Linked DNA regions of Mus musculus: region 2 is linked to region 1. The links are chromatin loops, found by intact Hi-C in ENCODE. Cell type or tissue: heart. All regions are shown on one strand. Links, peaks and the distances in the headings refer to the core of each region. The heading gives the core; the rest is flanking DNA. Region 1 has its middle 38 kb from the start of Gm30729. Region 2 holds the start of Gm41568 (a long non-coding RNA gene).

Evidence for each region. Peaks named below come from ENCODE experiments on the same cell type or tissue, not always from the same donor. Only the 100,000 strongest peaks of a DNase experiment are listed, where the experiment ranks them.
Region 2: a loop joins it to region 1, with 4 times the contacts of the local background. A loop is called at or near these places in 2 of 42 quality-filtered maps.

What each region holds. Positions count from the first base shown.
Region 1 is chr17:32,069,125-32,080,189 of GRCm38, forward strand. It overlaps the pseudogene Pdxk-ps. Among named protein-coding and RNA genes, the nearest start is that of Gm30729, 38 kb to the right of the region's middle. In heart, for the core only: a CTCF peak has its summit at 4,402 (motif pointing left); a DNase peak (open chromatin) is centred at 4,417.
Region 2 is chr17:32,137,022-32,148,086 of GRCm38, forward strand. It overlaps Notch3 (notch 3), which reads right to left. Exons shown (of 33, transcript NM_008716.3): 17 at 10,744-10,969; 18 at 10,241-10,442; 19 at 9,960-10,107; 20 at 9,386-9,570; 21 at 7,681-7,813; 22 at 7,346-7,603; 23 at 7,147-7,265; 24 at 6,223-6,788; 25 at 4,196-4,528; 26 at 2,624-2,778; 27 at 2,110-2,332; 28 at 795-879. Gm41568 (a long non-coding RNA gene) reads left to right here and starts at 2,773. Exons shown (of 2, transcript XR_876749.3): 1 at 2,773-3,117; 2 at 3,907-5,914. In heart, for the core only: a CTCF peak has its summit at 6,330 (motif pointing right); a DNase peak (open chromatin) is centred at 6,350; H3K4me3 peaks cover 623 bases; H3K27ac peaks cover 375 bases.

The sequences.
Region 1 (11,065 bases), core at 3,249-5,748:
CTGAAGTCCTGTCCTGAGACCTCACCCACCAGGATCTGCTCATGTCCACTGCCACAGAAAGGCCATCCTGGGGTGTGAAGAACACCTTATCCTGGTTGATCTGAGCAGTGATAGATCAGGAGCTCCAGCAGCTGCAGGCACATCTGCAGGGACCAAGTGAATTCCTTCCCTGTTGGCCTCAGCTGTGCCCCAGACACAGCCCAGATGAGTGGTACTCTACTCAGTGAGGAGGCTGGAGGGAGACCTCAGGCTGGACCCGCCAAGTCCCTTGTCCTGGCTCATGGACTACTCTCTCCCCACAGGGGTCTTGTTTGGAAGGAACACATTGATCCAGTTCTCCAGGGGTGGGGCTGAGGAGTTCCATGGCCCTGGACTGCAGTGCACGGACCACAGACCACGTTCTTGTTAAGACACCAGACGTGAGGTGGGGTCTCAGTCCAGCCTTCCTCATCCTAACTGTGGTGTTTGGAAGCATCCTATTATAAAACCAAACAAACTAAAAACAGAAACCACCCGGAGGTTCAGGAACACCAGAGGAACAGCCATCTATCTAGAGTTCATTTTGCTCTACATCACATTTTACAGCCATATCCAGACTTTGCATTCCGAATGGGTCAACCACTGTGATGTGCTATATATTGCAACAAGGGATCAGAGAGGTGGTGCCAGGACCCTCTGTTCTCTCCTTCTTCCCTGACTGGGCTCTGGACCCTCCATGTGTGGGTAGAGCCATGCCTCAGGGAAGCTTTGATGACCTGGGAGGGAAGAAGCACTGTCACAGACCTGCTAGCCTGCTCCTGATGGCTCCCTGAGGTAGTGTAGGTGGGGTTGCTGACAGACAAGACCCTGGAAGTTTCTGGAAAGCCTGGCTTAGCAGGCACTGGCCAGGCCTTTAGACTCCCTGCCCTCACACAGAGCTGAAGGCAACAGACTTCAGAAGACCCCACGGGTCTGAGTTACGAGAGATGGAAGACGCTGCTTCTGATCTGAAACACAGATGAAGGGCTACGTGTGGTGGTTTAATAGAAATGGCCCCCGTCGACCCATGTGTTTGAATGCTTGGCACTTTAGGTGTGTGGCCTTGTTGGAGATGGTATGTCCTTGTTGGAGGAGGTGTGTCACTGTGAGGCAGGCTTTGAGATCTCATATGGTCAAGCCATGACCAGTGTGGCTCACAGTCTCCTGTTGCTTTCGGATCAAAATGTAGAACTCTCAGCTCCTTGTGTAAGCCAGCCTCAATGAAATGTTTTCTTTTACAAGGGTTGCCATGGCAATATTCTTTCTTAGGGTTTTACTGCTGTAAACAGATACCATGACCAAGGCAACTCTTATAAGGACAATATTTAATTGGGGCTGGCTTATAGGTTCAGAGGTTCACTCCATTACTATCAAGGCAGGAGCATGGCAGCAACCAGGCAGACATGGTGCAGGAGTTGCTAAAAGTACAACATCCTATTCTGAAAGCAAACCGAAGAAGACTGGCTTCCAAGCAGCTCGAATGAGAGTCTTAAAGCCCACACCCACAGTGGCACACCTCCAAATAGTGCCACTTCCTGAACCAAGCAAATTCACACCACTACAGCCATGGTGTCTCTTCACAGCAATGGAATTGTAACAAGACACAAAGGATGCTTCCATGTTGTATATAGAAAAGGCGGTGATCTCTTGTACCTGGTACCTTCAGAAGGAGATTTAATGTCCCATTTAAATTCATTTGGTTTAAAAAAAAAACAGATGTGTCCTTTAATGGAAAGCAATACAGCAGTCACTGGACAGGTTCTATCTCTGCTCTGTCCCTGGTGGTCCCCACCATAGCCTCCCATCCTCTTTGGTGATAAATGGCCAAATAAGCACTCAGGTGTCTCTTCTCCCTGTGCACCTCCTTGCCTTCAGACACACTGCTGAACTCTTCTAAGGTTTTATACTTAAGGGTGTGGGATAGTCATGATCATGGGACTCCCAAGCTCGAGTCACCACCCAAGGTCACTGTCAAAAGTCATGGAGCCAGATGGCACCAGATCGGCAGCCAATGGCTGGTCTTCAGATCCTTGCAGGGAGCAGCCAGGCAGGTTCTTTGTCTCCAAGTGTCCACACTCTGTGAATCATCCCAGAAGCCCTAAAGCACCAGACAGTCCCCCAAGACTGAGAAGACTAAGAGAGTGAAGAGTGAGCTGCAGACCACCACAGTTGTGACCAAGCACCTCCTTTCCTTGCCACGCTTTCTGGGCAGTAACCACAAGGAGCACGCTGGGGAGAAAGGACCACACTAGCACAACTGCAATGAAAATATTTATTTGTGGATAGTCATAAAAGACAACAGACTAGCACAAAACAGACACAGCTACACAGTGCTGACAGGTGCTCATGTCCACAAACATGCTGACAGGGAACAGTACACAGGACTGGGGGACTTGGGCAGGAGACCTCCTGAGCCCAGAGCACACCCCTCCTGCACAGCAGGGACTGAGGGGCTAACTGTGCTTTGCTCTGAAGGCCACAGAGGGGTGGTCTCTGGGAAGGACTAGCAGGGTCGGGCCAGCCCCACAGGTGCAGCCCATCCTCCAATTGGTTGACATTTACAACACATGGGTGAAATTCTGACAGGCTCTGTGTCAGGAATGGACAGCTATGAAGCTAAGAGCATTTGAGATGTTGCCCATGTCTCATCCTTCAAGAGCTTTGTTCATGAAGAATTCACCTCCATTCACAAAACACTGTCATCACACACACTCCTCCCCCATCAGTCAGAAAATGGTCTCAGGTGTTTTGTGGGACTCACTGAGGCCTGAGCTTTGAGGGAACCTTGCTTCGGCCTTCCTGCTCTGTGGGATATGAGGGAGAAGGGTGTGCTAAGCTCATGTCCTCTACTGTGTTCTGTCACCCCCAGGACACACCCTCCTCATGTCAGGCATGAACTGAGTCCTCTGTGACAGTGTAGCTCAGAGGCTTCCAGAGCCCCAACCCAGGTCACCTACACCTGCTGCATGGGGCAAGGCAGGCTGTGAGGTGCAGACATGGCTTTACCTACCCAACATCTCACGGGGCCTGCTGGCTCTATAGGACGGGCAGTGAGGTGTGGCCAAGGTTATACCCAAGGCCTTCTGGGAACTTCCAAGCATGGAAGTCTGAGTGGCAGGTTCTCTCCTGTTTCCACCCACCTGTAGCGTCAGGGGAGAGGCAGCTCTAGCTGGCTATTCAAGAGCTGACCAGGGCAGGATGGGGTTCCCTGCCCTAGGGAGACCTTTTGCACCTGGAATGTGGATCCTGTTGCACCAAGACCAGAACCTGCCTGACGGTGAACCAGGGGAAGAAATGAGATGCTGGCCCGGGGGAGCTCAGCCACAGTCAGGGACGGTAATCCAAGGGAGACGGAGACTTCTGCTCTGAGGACATCCTCTGCCTGGCTCAATAGTGTGGAATCTTAAAATTGGGTTTATGGGCTGGCGAGATGGCTCAGTGGATAAGAGCACTGACTGCTCTTCCGAAGGTCCTGAGTTCAAATCCCAGCAACCACATGGTGGTTCACAACCACCCATAATGAGATCTGACACCCTTTTCTGGTGCATCTGAAGACAGCTACAGTGTATTGATGTATAATAATAAATAAATCTTTTTTAAAAATTGGGTTTATTCCACTAGGAATTAAACAAGAAAAAAAAAAAGGAAAAGAAGAAGGAAGGGAGGGAGGGAGGGAGGGAGGGAGAGAGGGAGGGAGGGAGGAAGGGAGGAAGGAAGGAAAGAAAATTCCAGGAGTAATTGGGGGGGGGCAATGTGTGAGTGAAGGTGTCTTACTCCATAGCTATCCTGCTGCCTCAGCCTCTAGGGTACTAGATTGTAGGTATCACCATGCCAGGCAAAAAATTTCTATTGGCATAAAAAGATTAAATACTGTTAAATTTAAAATTGCACATTAAATTCTGGTTTTAAGCAAATTAAACCCACTAGGGTGCAGTGAAGGGCGAATATGGCATAGAAAACATTATTTTATGTTAATCTCTCCATAGAAAGTGTCTGCAACAAGAATAAACCAGCAAGGAGACACAACAGTGCAAAACACACCGATATTTACAAACTGTCAGTTCTGGCCATGCTGACCACGCAATGGCTTTCTGGGAGGTCAGGCTGACCTGGGGACACACTGACTCCCACTTACTGTCAGGTGTTGCACAACACCAAGTCTGAGGCCTGACAGAAAGATGTACACGCACACACACCAAAACAAAAAAAAACCCAAAAAACAAACAAACAAACAAACAAACAAACAAACAAACAAAAAACCCAAAAACATCAAATCTCCCAGCAGGATGGCAGGATGGCTGTTTAATCAGTTGGTACCAGCATCTGCCTGGGCCTCTGACACTGCTCCACAGGCTCCACCGTGCCCCCTGCTGGTGGATGCTGAGACTGCAACTGGACTGGCACCTGCCAGCCATCTGCAGCTGTCACAGAAAGTGTGGACAGGCACAGGCATGTCCAGCTACACCTCCACCCCAAGGCGTGTCTCCATCATTGGGGGGTGGGGGGGAGTGACATTCATTCAGACCTGGGGACCAGGTTCAAGCCTTCCCTGGCTCACCACTTTCCCTAGAGACTGCAGCTCTAGTGTAACCTCACACTGAACCTGACCTCCCAGAACTGCCCCTTAGAGGGACATCCATTCTTAGCATCCACTGGTGGGACCCGTGGTTAGCATCCATCTGTCACATGGACAGACATGGCTTTCTGCAGGTAGCTAGCTACGTGGATGTCTGGAAGAGAAGCACCCCAGATGGCAGCAATAAAAGGGGGCACTGGGCTGCGGCACCCTCCTGAAGGCACACCACCAAAGCCTGGGTCCATGCCTGTCCACTCAAACCCCAGTGCCCTCTCTGGTCCAGGTGGATACACTGCCCCGGAAAGGTTCACGGAGGGCCCAGTGCAAGCAGGTGGGCCCAGCCTGTGGTCACTGGGCATGTATGAACTACCTAAGTATGGCTTGATACCCCAAGTTAATGAGTCCCCCAAAGGGCTGCAAGGAAGCGAAGAACTTGGAGACAAAATACATTCACTTCTTCTTCCCTTCACTTTACAGTGTAAGGACTGAAGTAGCTGGAGCCGGGAACTCTGTCTAGGAGCTGCCCAGGAGCACAGCAAAGGCCTCAGCACTGCTCTGGCCAACCTGGCTCCTTCCAGGGACCCTACCTTCCTCAACAAGGACAGGAGACAGCCTGACCTCTAACAGCCTGTGCTGGTCTCTTATCTCAGGTGGTGCTGCTGACATCATACTGGGAGCACAGCCTGTGGGGCGCACAGTCCCCTCCTTTCAAATCCCCACTTCAGCACAGAGGAGCCTAGAATGCTCCCACTGAAACAGCAAGTGGCTTTAAAAAAAAAAAAAGGCTCTCACCGTTAAGGAAAAGGACCGTGTCATTTGTCATTTTTACATTCGTGGACATACTGCAGAAGTGAGACAGAGGCCCAGGATTATCACACAGGAGCAGGCATGACTTAAGAAGAGTCATATGTGGGAATTCCTTCCTAGCATCCGGGAGGTGGAAGGAGACGCTTTGAGGCAGGATCAAAGTCCTACTGGGCTACCCTGGGCTAATGCAGCTTCCTTACTAAGCTCTGGAAAGTGAAAGCAAAAGCCAATTCTGACTTGGCTACTAGGGGGCCGGACCCAGTGCTTGCTGGCTGGCAGGGCTGCAGACAGTTCTTTGGAAAGCCTGACCTCGGCCAGCACCTCTGCCCATGCTCAAAGCACTAATCATTTCTTCTTAGTCACGTGCTCTGGGCCTTATCCCCTGGCTTCCAAGGCAACCTCCAATTTCTCCTTAGACTGTGGCTTCTGTGAAGAAGCAAGGCAAATCTCAAGAACTGAAGTTCATTAAAGTGGGTGTGGGTGCTGACTGAGGTCAAGGGATGTTGTGAACAGACAGCCCCACTCACAGTCATGACTGGGGATCCCCAAACTCTGGGAAGTAGAGCCAAAACAAAAAAAACAAAAAAAACAACAAAAAAAAAACTCACCCTTGAGCAGTAGGCAATGGGACATGTCACAGTCTCCTGAGGGGTCTAAGAGCTGCCCCTGCATACACAATGCCAATATGCTCTGTAGAGGAGACCTTCCAAGGAGGCAGAGAGCTAGCTGACTTCACATCAGGGCCTCTGGCCCCTCAGCATGAGGTGGGCACAGAATCCAGAAATGGAGGGGGAGGGGGGAAAACCTGCACTTAAGTCCGCCACCAGGGGGCAGGAGCCACCTCTGTCTCTCCTTCCCTGTCTGTCCAAACCCCTGTGCAGCGATGCACTGTCCCCAGCAGCATGTGGCAGGTGCACTGCCACCTGACAGTTCTGCAGGGCTGGGTGAGTGCCCACAAGAGCCCAGTGAGGCAAACTTCCCTGAATCCCCAAGCTGCCCTGCTCTCAGCAGCTCAAACCCATGTTGGTCAGCTTCCTAGAATTTGCTCCAAAGTTACAGGAGACCCTGCAGACACCCAGGCCGCTTGCAGATCTCCTGGAATGTTCAGGTTCCTTAAAAGGTCCCTGTCACAGTGACCACATGCTTGTGTGCCTTCCCAAGCACGGGGATATGAAACCTTCCCTCGCAGCCCAGCAGCTCCATACGTGTGACATTCTGGGACACCCAAAGAGTGGCAGAGACACAGAAACTCTAATGCAGGAATAAGGGAAAGCCAGAAAGGCAACGAAAATATTTGGCGGAATTCTTCCAATGCCAATGGTTAAGACCTAACCCGAGTTTTTTTTTTTTTTTTTTTGTTTGTTTGTTTGTTTTTTTTGTTTTTTTGGTTTTTAGTTTTTGGAGACAAGGTTTCTCTGTAGACCAGGCTGGCCTCGAACTCAGAAATCCGCTTGCCTCTGCCTCCCGAGTGCTGGGATTAAAGGTGTGCACCACCATGCCCAGCTGGCTGGCTTGCTTTCTTTTTCTTTCTTTCTTTCTTTCTTTCTTTCTTTCTTTCTTTCTTTCTTCCTTCCTTCCTTCCTTCCTTCCTTCCTTCCTTCCTTCCTTTCTTTCTTTTTTTTCTAACCCAATTTTAAAGACAGCACCAACATGGGCAGAGTCAGGACTGTGTATACACAGGGGGCAGTGACAGCCAGTGACCAACAGAAAGGTCCAGAGGCAGCAGGCTGGCCTCCTCCACCTTCCTTCCTTCCACACGCCTATGAGGCAGTCAGAGGCCCAGAGCCTTTGGGGGAAGGGACCATGGTTCTGAATCACATATTCCTACAACAGCTTTGTCATTTAAAAAAAAATAGCACAATGGCACATTTTCACACTAGAGACTGGCTGAGACCCGACTCTCAGGAAGGAACATGATGTCCAGTTTCAGTCATGGCTCTAAGGCAGATGTTACAGCTTTTCAGAGGGATGGAGACGGACACCTCAGCTCACTGTGTGTCAGGGCGAGTGTGCGTGATCCTCACAGCACCGTGGCCTGCACAACGATCTCGGGGTCCTCAATGTCCCTTTTGCTCTGGACCATCCTCAGCTCCAGCTGAGCCGGGCTGGGCTTCTGTCCTTCTCCTCTATCTGCTATAGAACACGGGGAAGATCAGAGCAGGCAGGATGGAACCTGAGCCATCCTTCCCTCTCCCACAGTTCTGAGTTCCTGCTTCAGGAGGGGTCCCCACACTGCACACGCACACACACACACACACACACACACACACGCACACACACACGCTGCCTCACTTCTAACACACAGCAGGAAGCAGAGGCTGGAAAGGAGAGCTCCCCCCTCCCTCTTGCCCACCTCCAGACAGGGAGCACCCCCAAGGAAGACAGAGCACAGGCAGGGAGCACCCCCAAGGAAGACAACGCGCAGGCAGGTACCTTTCGCACACCGGATGGTCCTCTGTAGGACGTGCTGCACAGCAGACACTGTTTTCTCACAGGCCACCTATGGAGAGGACAGCGACAGAGGGGCAATGGCCCACCTGCTGAGCATCCCTGTACAGAGGGCATCTTCCAGTATCAGCTCCCTCAGTCACCAGGCCTCACCGTCCCTCACACCCACATTGGACACAGTGGGAGCCCCCCACTGGGCTGATTGCAGGAGAGCCCCCCCCCAGAGATGTTTCTGCATCAGATTGTATCTGGAGGGCCACCCATAGCACATGCTAAATGCTAGGTCCTCTGCCTGGGGTGCCATTGGAGTGTGTCGACCTCTGATATCTCATGGGGGAAGGCAGGTGTTGGCTCCCTCTCCTCTCCCAACCTGACACTAGAAAGCTGGCTACCCCACTGTCAGCCCAAGTAAGAATTTATTACCCAGGGAATTTATAACCCACACAGTTGTCCAGCCTCATCTCATGCCTTGTTTGACCTTATAAGATTTTCCCCTTAGAACCCCTAGTCACTGAGTATGCAAATGAGCTATCTTCCAATACCTAGGTCCTTGGCCACAGAAACCTTGCCCAAGAGACCCTGCTCATCTCCCCAGGGGCATAAATACTCCCTTCCATGCCAATAAATTAAACCAGTTCTCCAAAGCTGTTCCTGTGTGTGTGTGTGTGTTCTTTACCTGAGCACTCACTGCTGACCAGGGACCTGCATTGAATCCAACGACCCAGTCCATGCTTCCCTCCCTCAGCTCAGCCCAGTGCACCAAGGGCCAGTCCATACTGTAGGGGAGAAGGGAGTATTTTGTGGCACCAGGCTAGGATGGAACCCAGGCCTTGTGTGTGCAAGGCAAGTGTTCCACTGAGCCATTAGCGCACAATTGTGACTCAGCCTTCCATAGCACTGGAGGAGGACATACTGGCTGCAAGCTCACAGGCCAGGAGGTCCCAGATGCAAGGGCACTGCCTTAAGAAAACTCCTCTGCCTCTGCTGATCACACACTGAACTGCATACTGCACAAGAAAAGCCCCAGTATGATCCTCACAACATAGCATGATTCCCACCTGGGCTCCAGATGTGGCTCAGTTGGTGGAGTGTTCACCCAGTACTAACTTGGTCCCAGCTGTCCCGCCTTCCCCAGAAGACCTGAGCAAAAGCATCCTATCTCCTCACAGGCGCATGAAGCAGGTGGGATGCACATACAGGCAACCACAGAAAGACCCATCTCCATAAGAAGTCTGATGGGGAAGGGCTTATCTTGGCTTGTATCTTCAGCATTCTGCCTTGATCCCCCAAGGGCTGGGCCCAACTAGCCTGGCAATGGCTACATAGCAGGAAACAACCTGGACTGGCAGTGGTTCCTGCATCACCAAGGGAGTGCCTGGGAGGCTGCACAGGTCCAGAGTTCCTAGCTGACTCCAGTGTAAAATGCTAGCTCTCTTTTTCTTTCTTGCTTGCTTGCTTGCTTGCTTGCATGCATGCTTTTAGCACTGGGGAGGGTCAAACCTAGCTCTCATGTATGCAACTGAGAAGAGCTACACTCATAGTGAGTTCTAACTCTGAAAGCCAAGTCCATGGTGTCTTATTTCTGATGTCACTACTACCCAAAATTGGGATAAGTGAAGCAGACTGACAGAGTGCCTTCTGGTCCCATGATCAGCTGTATTATCCCACAGATCCTCAGCTCAGGCCCAGGCCCCACTAACCTGTTCCTCTCTCTCTCAGGGTTAGAACCATAGTACACTATCTCCCCACCAGGAGTGCGAGGGAATGGTGGGGAGGAGCAACAGGTACAACTGACCTTGAGATTGTCTGGGTGTTTGTGTGTCCACGCCAGAAGCATGGCAGTAAAGAGGTCCCCAGGGCCCACAAAGACGGCGTCCACCTTGCGCATCTCCATCCGGATGCGCTGGGTCACTGTGGAGCCGTCAGGCTTCCCTAGGGGAAAACATAAGCCAGGTCACTGGGTCTGAGACTTCTCAGACTGGACACCCCTACAGTAAGAACCTGTCAGCCCAACTTGTTCCCCTGTCTCTGAAGTGACAGGAAGGTCAGCACTGCCCATTCTTCAGAGGGTCCACAGAGGCGATGTGGTATCCTTCAGTAGCTCTGGGACTCGTGTGGATTGTCATAACCACTCTACCTCCACTGTCCCAAAGGAGAGTCAAACACTGGTCCCTAGAAGATGACGTCAGCATGGTGCTACACACTCAGTGTGCCAGGAACTGTTAGGATGCATCGCTTGTCTGTGTCTACAAGCATGTGTGCAGCACACAAGCATTCAGATACACAACCCTTGTGCATCCAGAATGCTCACTGGAGCCAGTGTGTGTGGACTTGAGGTTCCTGACAGCCGGTGGCTCAGCTCTGTGCATTGTAACATTGTTCCAACAATTAACTAAGGTGCTGCTTGTATAGGCAGTCACCACAGCCCAACAGATTATCTACACCCTCTGGCCATCTGGGCCACAGAAGCCAGACACAGCTGGCCTCTGGAACAGGCCACAGACCCACAGTAGGGGAGCTCACCAGCCATAAGAGCTTGCCAATTCAGGCACTGCATGGATACCTGAGCATCAGGAGAGTGGGGGTGAGTGAGTCTTACCCCATCCAGCCCCACCAGGCTCCACAGAGCCCTGTCCTGAGCTTGCCTTCTGTCTGTCTGACTCTCCTGAGGGACAAGAGCAACCAGCTCCTTGCTGACCAATCATGAGCTTCTTCCTGTTGGGCACCAAGCATCCTCTGAGGCCTGAATGCCATGGGCTACATAAACAATGGGCCCAGGAGCATGCAGAAGCAGGTGGGACAGGCACTTGTGCATCCTCTGGCTGCCTAGCACGATCAGAAAGTCACTGCCCTGTGGGGAGGGCAGGTCAGAGCTGGTGATGACCACAGTGTCGGGACCCATACAGTGCAGCAAGTCCATCACCTGCCAGCAGCAAGGGAGAATGTCAGTACCCACACACTGGGGCTCTTCCTAACAGGCAAGCTTCCCAAGGGGCAGAGGGACAGGCCCCCGTAGGCCACTGTCCTCTCTGCAATTAGAGATGGGGCATCCAGGCATGACCAGCATGCTTGACAGGCTTGCAGAGAACGTGGAACATTGCACACAGATGGCCAAGCCCGTGCCCAGCCACCTGCAGTCACACCATTGAGAGTCGAGAGTGTACAATATGAGGGAGCGAGGGAGTCGCACCCCAACTCCTGAGGAGACCTAGGAAG
Region 2 (11,065 bases), core at 4,794-7,293, 69 kb after region 1:
CCTGTGTACCACAAGCGCCTGGCTTTCTTTTTTTTTTTTTTTCTTTAGCGACTGAGCCATCTGAAACTGAAGAGCACAGCCCAAATAAATGGGTGTGGTTCCTAAAGATAGATGGAACCCTAGAGCAGCTGGGGACACTTTCAGGCTGGGGATGCTAGACAAGGAACAGAAAACAATCACTCTGTGGACTAGGGTGTTCCCTCTAGGGCATTGGTTCTCACTCTTCTTAATGCTGCCACCCTTTAATATAGTTCCTCATGTTGTGATGACCCCCCAGCCATAAAATTATTTTCACTGCTACTTCATAACTGTAATTTTGCTACTATTATGAATCATAATGTAAAAACCTGTGTTTTTCAATGGTCTTAGGTAACCTCTGTGGAAAGGTTGTTCACTGGGACTACCTGTGTACCACAAGACGCCTGGCTTTCTTTTCTTTCTTTACCGACTGAGCCATCTGAAACTGAAGAGCGCAGCCCAAATAGGTTCACAACCCACAGGTTAAGAGCTGCTGCTCTAGGGTGACCCTAGGCAGACCTGGGAGCAGGAACCTGTGTGAGGAGGAACCATATGAAGAAGGGGAAGCCCCACCCACCCAGGGAACCCATGGTAAATCTCTGTTCCTCCCAACACAGCAACAGAATCACATTAAGGGAAAAGTGAGGTCCACACAGATGTGGAAATTGTCTGGGGCTGAGGCAATCGGGAGAAGAGAGACTTCCCTGGGCTCTCCAGCTGTTAGGGGATCCCAACTTGGAACCCTGAAGGAAAGAGTCAGAGAAGCAGGTTAATACCTTCAGTCTCTTGGCCTCTGGACATTCTGAGTCATTCAAGTCTGTGACCACCTCCCCCATCAGACTCTCACCCTTGGCCATGTTCCTTGGGGAAAACAAGAAGAAAAAGACGTGAGAAAGTACACTAGAGAACTCTGGCCTGGGAAGAGGGTTTAGGGTTTGGTTCAGGCAGAGGTCATAGAGGTAGGTAAGGGGTCAGGAACTGAGGAGGGGTCCTGGGTCGTTGACAAAGATTCCAATGATGGATAGGAGGATAGAGATGAAGTTGCAGGAAGCATGTCAGGTGGCAATCAAAATGTTTTCTCTTTCCATCTGTGAGTGCAGGTGTGTGTTTTGGGTGCACAGGTCTGAGGTTGATAAAGAGGAATCTCTCCTCAGTCTTGGTCATCGAGGAAGGGTCCCTCAATCAAACCAAGAGCTCACGGATATGACTAGACTCACTAGTCAGCTTGCTCTAGGGACCAGGACTCCATCTTCCAAGTCAGGCTGCCGGGCCCACTGAGCACTTAAGGATTTTATGGCATTTATACAGGTTCTAGGGATCCAAACAACGGTCTTTATACCTGCTCCACACCTCACATCTGAGGTGGCCAGACTCATAAGGTGAACTCAGAGTCAAGAGTGGCACACACAATGGAACATGGATGCATGAGGATAGATGAGACAAACTGCAGGGGCAAAGGAAGTTTCCTCTCATAACTTTGATAAAGGAGTTATCAAAGCTCATGGAAGAGGAGTTACTCTCTTGTGACAAACGGGATAGCCAGGCTTGAAACATCAGGATGAGGAGTCAGGAGTTATGGTGTCATAGGGAAGGGTTAAGGTCAGAATATGGCTATTGGTGTTGAGGAATAAGTCAAGTTGAAGGCTTGGGATTGAGGATCACAAGGGAATTAACACAGGATTGGGTAGAAACAGGGGTCTGAGGTGAGGTCAAAGGTACAGGTGGGTTGAAGCCAGAGATGATTCAGGAGTCATCAAGGATACAGTCGTGGTCAGGGACAGGTTGAAATGACAAAAGTCTTGAGGTTAGCAGTCATAAGAATGAATTTTGTGAGGTTAGTTCAGGATGGCGTCAGGGAAAGATATGAGTCAGGAAATGTATAGAAATAGAAAATCACGTCAAGGGATAGGGGTTGGGGCAATCCTCAGGGATCATGGGGTCATAGGTCAAGAGGATTAACACTGAAGGCCCAGATGGAGTCTGTAGTTAAGGTTAGGCTGGGGTCAGAGGTTGGAATATGACCGAGGTGAGTATGGTCTAGAGCTTACAAGGGACCCACAGTTGGGGATGTAGAGCATGTGAGGTTCTTACTTCATTCCCAGTGCATCTTGTCCCACAGGCTCCCTCCGGCCCTTGTGGCCAGCAGCTATGTCCTTGTGTAATGCAAAACCCTCAGGGAACCAGAGGGTGCTGTGTTCTCGCTTTCGCCTGGCAACCATGACACCCAGGATGAAGATGATGAGTAGAAAGACAGCCCCTGCCACCAGCAGTGGCAGCAGTGGCACGCTCTGCTCTGGGGCCTCCAGCGGCTCTCCTGTAGGATGGAAGCAGCAGATGAGCCTTCAGCCAAGTATCAGGGCAGGAACGAGTGAGCAGATTTCAGCCATGGGCGATACTCAGCTATAAGCAGGGCTGTAGCCGTGGAGCAGGACTACAAGTAAGGTTTCAATTTTAAGTGGCTCTTACCCATGGGGTTGGCTTAGCTATGGGACAGCTTCAGCCAGAAGATGGGGCTTTACTCACAGGGCTTCAACCATACTATAGGATTCAACCATCTCTGGGGCTACACGCTCTAATGTACTACCCTCTCTTCTTCCCAGCTCACCTCGCACATCCCGAAGTGGGTATGGGAAATCAAGTCGCTCCACTGCTGACAAGGCTCCCAGGTAGTCAGCAGCACTCTGGGCATCAGGGAAGCAGTGGTCATTCTCAGCTGACTGCAGACAGAGCCGGTTGTCAATCTCCAGCATCACCACAGAGCTGTGGGAACAGAGCAGAGGGACCCAAAGGCTCAACACTTGTCTACAGCATCCTAGACACCCGACCTCAGAGAGCCACATCCGTCTCCACTCTCCATGTCTCTACCACCCACCCAGCTCTCAGCTGGCATCCAACTCCACTGTCTCTCCCAACAGATCTTATTGGTCACAGTGTCTCAAAGCTGTGAATTCAATAATGTCTTCATTCGCCCTGGTAGAGTCTGTTGGTGTCGCCCTTTGCTGGGACAGTGTACCATGTCAGTTTCTCTAAAAGCTTGCTTTTTCTCCTTTATCCTTCTTTGTGGTATTGGAGATGAACTTGGGGCCTTGAATATACAAGGTAGGTTCTCTACCACTGAGCCACGTCCTCTACTGTCCCCCAATTCTTAGGTCTCTGAGAGTCCTTAGATTCCTTCTTCATTTCCTTCTCTCCTGCTTCCTTGATTCTCCCTTCTTTCCCTCCAATGGCCTCCAATACCCAGTTGTCTTGTATGCATCTTCAGCCCTCAGTCATCTCCTGGGGTTCCTCCCCATACCTCAAGACCCCCTAAGAATAGCAAGTTCCAAGGTGGCCCCTGCTTAGCCCTATGTCCTCATCACTAAGCCACTTTAGCCAAGAAAGGGGCCATGTGTCACCTCACCCATCTACTTGACTTCTGCCTGCATCCAATCAGAACCCACAAACCACAGCATCTCTAAAGTTCAGCTCTCCTTTCCTTGTCAGGGCCCAATCTTCAGGCCCTGGTCCACCCTCAAAAAAATGCCTCTCCCACTTCAGGTTCCCCCTACCAGGTCACCAGTGAGCAAGTTCTACAACTTTTGTGAGATGAGGGGAAAGGGGAATGAAGAGAGTGGGGAGGAAAGAGAGTGAGTGTCGGGGGCGATATTGTATGCCTGCAATCCTAGTACTTGGAAGGGCTGAGTAGGAGAACCATGAGTTCAAAGCCAACCTGGGCTACAGATTGAATTTCAGGTTAGTGCCTATAAAACACAAACAAAGCAAACAACGAGAAGAAAACAACAAACAAGCCAGCGAAATGGCTCACAGGCAACATGCTCATCATGCAAGCCTGACATCCTGATGAGAAGAGAGAACTGACTTCACACTGTTGTCCTCTAACCTCTACAGGCATGCGTCGTCATGGCACTTGGGGACCTACACACACACATCATGCACACAAGAAGGTGCTGTCACCTGCATTTGAAGAGTAAAATCTCAGCGCTGCAGCGAGGCTCCCTGTAGTGTACAGAGGATGAACCCCCCCCCCCCCCATAGCAAAGATGTCAACCCGACAGACACGGAAAAACCTGTGGAAGACGCCTTGCCAAGAGAGCTCTCAACTAAGAAGCGTGAAACAGACGGTCTGGACCACGGGTGCCCTAACCGCTGTACCCAGCCCTGAGCCACAGTCACTCACCCGATCACCTCAGGACCCAGCTCACGACGGACCCGGGATTCAGAGCCAGGGCTTGGCCGGTGATAGGGGAAGACCATGGCCTGGCCACGTGCGTCCAAGCGGAAGCGCAGTGAGGTGCGCAGAATAGCGCTGAGTCGCTGCAGAAAGTCGGCACTGGAGCGCAGCAACTCTTCAGGAGGCAGAAGAACTGTGAGGACCAGAACCCCTCGGGCCAAAAGGGCCGGGACCTCGCTGGCACAGTCCAGCCCATCCCAGCCGCATTCCTCAGTGTTGCAGCCCTGGTCACAACGGCCATCTGCAAAGTGGTCGGCGCAGTACTTCTCATAAACAGGGCTGGGGACAGAGAACACAAACTCAGAGATTCTTCGGGTCACCTAAATGCACACACAGAGAATAGCAGTAGTGGACAGTGCTGGTATGGGGTTGGGGATGGTGGTGGTGGGAAATGTTCTTGCATATGCTTTCTGCAAATGCAGTCGTTGGCTGCATAAGCACAAGTTCTGTGTTCCTAATTTGAAATAATTGGGACTAAAACTATTTCAGAGTTCAAATTATAGTTTTAGAATATTTACACATATGCTTAAATATTATATATGCAAATAAATGCAATGAGATATCTTTCTATAAATATTTTAAGATAAGATCTCATGTATCTCAAGCTGGCCTCAAACTCCCTATGTTAGTCAGACAGGCTGGCATATACCTTTAATTCCAGTACTCCAGAGGCAGAGACAAGGATATCTCTGTGTGTTCAGGGCCAGCCTGATTTACACAGCCAATTCCAGCCAGGAATTGTGAGGCCCTATTTTTATTTTTATTATTTATTTATTTATTTATTTTATTTATTTATTTTGGTTTTTCGAGACAGGGTTTCTCTGTGTAGCTCTGGCTGTCCTGGAACTCACTTTGTAGACCAGGCTGGCTTTGAACTCAGATATCCACTTGCTTCTGCCTCCCAAGTGCTGGAATTAAAGGCATGCGCCACCACACCTGGCTGAAGCCTTATTTTTAACAAAGAAAACAAAACTATGTTGCTGAGGGTGATCTTGAACTTATTATCCTCCTGATCCACCTGCTGAGAGCCAAGATTACAAGCACACAGCACCTCTCACAGTTTAGGTGGTGCTGGGGACCCAAGCCTGGCTCTGTGGATGTTAGGCAAGCATTCCATCAAGTGAGCTACATCCCCAGCCCTCTATACATAATTTATATAAGGCACCTCTGGGATGAGGCCCAAGTCTAAAGACAAAAATACACATACCCAAAAGTAACTATATATTTTTAGTGTGCCTGCCTTTGGTGGTTGTTTTATTTCCATGCTGGGCGGGGATTGAACCAAGGGCCACATGCCATCTAGGAAGGTGCTCTGCCACTACAGACCAACCTGTGTCTGAATTTTGACTGTAACTTATCATTGGGGCAAAGGATGGAATTTTCCACTGTGGCATCATGCCCATGCCCCACATGGCTCAGGGATTCAGGTTTGGGATTTGGGATGCTCAACCAGTATCACTATTGTATGCTCTTGAATGAGCACCTGCTGTGGGCTCCTGTTTTGCTTTGTTTGTTTGTTTGTTTGTTTTTGTTTTGAGACAGGGTATCACTGTGTGGCCTTGGCTGGCCTAGAACTCACTATGTAGATCATGCTGGCCTTGAATCCCTACAGAGACCTGCTGTCTATGCCTCTGAAATGCTGGCATTAAAATGTGTGAGCAACTAGACCCAGTTTAATTTTTAAAATTTTAAGAAAGACAAATGAACAAGTCCTAAGTGTGGACAGATGGGATGTGTAACTGCAGGCAGACAGAAGCAAATGGGCAAGATATATAGGTAAAAATATAAATAGGCAGAGATGAGGCACATGGGTGGAAACAGGCGGATGAAACCACCAGTGCCCTGGTGGTAGCAGCTGGAAGGGACAGCCCATCAGACGAGCCAAAAACAGACTGACAGACAAACTGGGACAGATGTGGCTCACTGACAGTGCAACATATAGATAGACAGAAGGACAGAGTCAGGGGGCTCACTTGCAGGTGCGGTCGCGGCCACCAGAGTAGCAGTCAAAGTTGTCATAGAGGCAGGCTGGAGAGCTGCAGGCCGGGTCACACCGGCTGTTGTTGAAGAGACGCCAGCACTGCAGTGCCTCACACTGCCTCCAGGGGTCGTCCACGTTCAGTGAGCAGTCACCGCCATCCCAGCCACAGCCTGGGGTGTTGCACTCACGATCGCAGTTCTGGTCCCCTCGCTTGGCCTGGCAAGCCGCTCGCGGGCACCGTGGCTCCTCGGGGACCTCAGGGGCTGCGGAAGGGGTCTCACAACGCGGGCCGCCCCAGCCCGGAGCGCACACACAGCGGAAGAAAGGGACACTCTGTACAGGTAGGCATGAGCCCCCATGCAGACAAGGGGCAGAGGCGCAGCTGGCGTTAGTAGCTCCTGAGGGTGACGCCCTAGAAACCCGGCAGGAGGGCCCGGACAGCCCCGGAGGACAAGCGCAGCGTGGTCCACGGGCTGTCTGCTGGCATGGGATACCCACTGGGCACTGCAGCTCTCGGCAAGAGCGTGCCACCCGCTCACAACGCAGACCCCAGAATGGCTAATGGTGAAGTGAGGAGACAGAAAGAGAAAAAATTGGTAGTGAGAAGAAACAGGAGAGTGGAAAAGAGAGAAAAGAATGGAGGTCAAGACTTGAGAAATGCTGACACCCCACCCCCACCCCTCCAATTCCAGCAACCTTTCCTCTACTGACCTCATTTTGAAGATAAGCCATACCTCCCCAGGAGGCAACAAAGCCAAGTCACAATTTCACTAAGTTACACTCCAAACCATAATTTCATAATTTCATAATTTCAGAACCTCCTTTCCTTCTACTTTTCCCGTATAGACCTATGCTTCCCTAAAGCCACAGGCCTTTTCTTTCCCCAAGGGTTCCAACCCCTACCAATCACACCTACCGGGACACAGTGACAGGTGAAGGTCAGCCCACCTCCACGGCCTAGGCTGTGACGGCACTGGCCTCCATGCTGACATGGCTGGGACTCACAGGGGGACAGAGCAATCTGACAGCGAGGCCCTGAACAAACAGATGCAGGAGGATCAACTACAGAAGCAGAACCACATCAGGTTTCTGGCCAGGCTCTCTGCCATTCTTACCTGTGAAGCCAGGATGGCAGACGCAGCGGAAATGCCCACCTGGATCTTGTAGGCAGTCCCGAGTATGCGCTGCATGGCAGGCACCCGGGCGACACTCATTGATGTCTGCCTCACAGTGCAGACCTGTGTATCCTGGGGGACAGTTACAGCGGAAGCCACCCACCAGGTCCACACAGGTGCCATTGTGTAGGCACTGAACGCCTGAGTCCAAGGATGGGCCTAGGTCACAGTCGTCCTCATTGATCTCACAGAGAACTCCTAGGGTATAGGAGCATGGTCAGTGGAGGCTAGAAACTCATCCTCTTATCCTGCCCCCAACCCTGGCCTTAACATACCCAGTGTGCCAGGGGGACAGGAACAGAGATAGCGGGCCACAAGATCGATACAGGAGCCTCCGTTCTGGCAGGGCTGGGAAGCACACTCATCTATATTATCCTCACAACTGTCACCAGCATAGCCAGCTGGACACTGTATTGAGGCAAGAAAGGAATTCACTCAGCCCCGAGGGACACAGACGTGCCTCGGCATACCTGTGAGCACACAGAATCTCACCACAAAAGGACACACATAGACATCCAACACAAAGCCAGTGTAGGGGGCAGACTTACCCAGTACAAGGAAACACACTGTGCCCACACTTGTTATCTGTGTGTGTGCATGAACTTGAACCAAACCTAGACCTATCTGGGAAGAGGGAATCTTGCTTGAGAAACTGCCTCCTTCAGATTGGCCTATAGCATGTCTGTGGGGGCATTTTCTTGAGTGCTGATTGATGTGGGAAGACCCAGACCGCTCCGGGAAAGCAACACAATTCTATGGTCTCTGCTTCAGTTCTGGACGATGGTTCCCTGCCTTGGGCTTCTTTCACAGCCTCCCTCAATGATGGACAGTAACCTGTAAGCTGAAGTAAATCCTCTCCTCCCTCAAGTTGCTATTGGTCAGGGTGAGACTGGGAAGGCCACCAGCACACTCAGTACAGAGGGAGATAGGCTGATGAGAACACGCAGGAAAAATACCCAGGTACCCCAGACCACATGTCCAGACACAATGGTAAGTCACTCATACCCAGAGAGAGACACAGAACTGGAGACAGAAACTCACATGCCCCAAGTCCATCCACAAGTGCATGAGGGTTAAGGAGCTGCAGAGATGGTTCAGTGGGTAAGAGCGCTTGCTGCACACACGTGAAGATTTGAGTTCAAATCCTCAGTACCTACTTAAAAAGCTAGGTGTGGTCTTCTATGTGTGTCACCCAGGTGTGGGGTGGGGGAGGCAGGAGGATCACTGGGGCTCACCATCTACAGCCTAACTTGAGGTTCAGTGAGAGAACCGCAGGCGAACAAAGTACAGTGATAGAGGGGACACCTGATGTCTGCCCCTGACCTCTGCATTTACACTCCTGTGCACACACACACACAGACATATACCCATAAAAGGACTGCTAGGCCAGGCCTGGTTGCTCATTCCTTTAATCCTAGCACCCACGAGGCTGAGGTAGGTAGATCTCTAATAGTTTAAGCCCACCAGAGCTACATAGTGAGACTCTGTCTCAAAATAGAAAGAAAGAAAGAAAGAAAGAAAGAAAGAAAGAAAGAAAGAAAGAAAGAAAGAAAGAAAGAAAGAAAGAGAAGGAAAGAAGGGAAAGGAAAAGATAAAGAAAAGGAGGAAAGAAAAGACACGCAGACAAGTATTATGGCGCATGACTGTTATCTAGCACTCATATAGAGCCAGAGGCAGAAGGATTGCTGTGACTTGGAAGCCAGCTTGGACTACATAGCAAATTCCAGGACAGCCAGAGCTTCATAACGAGACCATGTCTCAAAAATCTAACCAAAAAAAAAAAAAAATAAAATAAAATAAAAAAATTCTATAGCAGCCATGCTGACTCTGGATGAAGCTGAGTGATACAGAGTGCTTACCTACTACACATGAAACATCCCTGCTCTCCCACCGACGGGGGAGGGGAAGGACCCACACCAGGACACAGAAACACAGGCAAGCATGACTGACTTCTCTTCCCTCTCCCTGAGACGCACTTACCTCACACACATAGCCCCCCATGTAACCACGGCAAGTGCCCCCGTGCTGGCAAGGCTGGGCCGTGCAGGGATCCACCTCGTGTTCACAGTGACTACCCGTACGGCCCTCTGGACACACACAGTAGTGGGAGCGGCCCTTGTCTATGCACTTTCCACCTTCCTGACACAGCTGCTCCAACCTCACCCCTGAAAAGCAGAGGGTGACATCAGACTCAGAGGTGGCCATGCCACCTTTCCTATTCCGGCCACATCACACATTCATCTAACATCCCCACTGCCATCAATCCCTAGTGTCTCACCCACATCCAAAAGCTGTCAGGCCACTTGTCAGCTAACCTGGTCTCTTTCCACAGCACCACTTTGATGACTCTATCAGCTTAGTCACACACACACCCAGCTGTCTCACTGTGACAGATATAGTCACACTCTGGCCAGTTATTCCAGTCACACACATACTGAGCCACACACCTCATTAGTCCCATATGTTGTATGGCGCTCTCATTTGGCTCATGCCAGCAAGAGGGATGCACCACCACCCTTCAGCCCCACACGCACGCACCACATGCTTCCCTCACCCATCTGGGCTGCGGCCTCCGTGCAGGGCAGGCTTTGTATGTCGCACAGGCGGCCACTCCATCCAGGTGGACAAATGCAGTAAGCCCCAGTCTGGACACAGCGACCCCCATTCTGACAGGGTGCCTGGCTGCACCAGTCCACTGGGTTCTGCAAAAGAAATCTTCAAGATCAGTGCTGGGAGAGACCCTAGAAACCAGATGGCCTTATCCCTTCAGGATGCCCCCCACGGGTCCCCCCTCATTTCTGGACTCTTCCACCAAGGACCTCAGACACCACCCACCTGACACTGACTCCCAGTGAAGCCCTCCCGGCAGGTGCATTCAAATCCTGGGTGGGTGGGGTTGCAGATGCCCCCGTGCAGACAGGGCCGGGAAAAGCAGGGGTCAGCCTCGTATTGGCAGTGTGTGCCTGTGTAGCCGGGGCGACACAGACAGCTGAAGGAGCTCACGCCATCCACACAGGTCCCTCCATTGAAGCAGGAACTGGAGAACAGGACAAGAAGTTCAAGACCTTAAAGACCACCCCAATCCTTCTAGAACTAAGTACTTCCCAATTTCGGACCCTTGCTATCCTCAACAAGCCATAGCACTATGAAGATCTAACCTGGCTCCTTCGCCTACGGACGCTGCCTCAGTCTAGGCCTCCAAAGAACTGGAGTCTGTGACTTCCAAGCAGCCTTGCCCATTCCTCAGCCATGTGCCAGCATCATTCCAGCCCTCTAACAGATGCCGAGTCCAGGATGCCCTCTCTGGCCCCTGAGTCTCCAGCCCATGCTCCACCCACCTGGGGCTGCAGTCCGGCAAGTCAATCTCACAGTGGAAGCCTCCATAACCAGGTGGACAGGCACAGGTGAAGGAGGCCACGTGATCAGTACAGGTGCCAGGGCCACAGGGGCTGCTCAGACATTCGTCCACATCTCGGGCACAGCGAGGACCAGCAAAGCCGTCGAGGCAAGAACAGGAAAAGGAGCCCACGCCATCCTGGCAGGAGCCACCATGGAGGCACGGGTCTGCAGTGAGCAGGAAAATAATCTGGTCAGTGCCTATGCCCACATCAGCCTGGCCTGACTCAGCTATGCTTTACACACAGGAAGACTCAGGAAGAA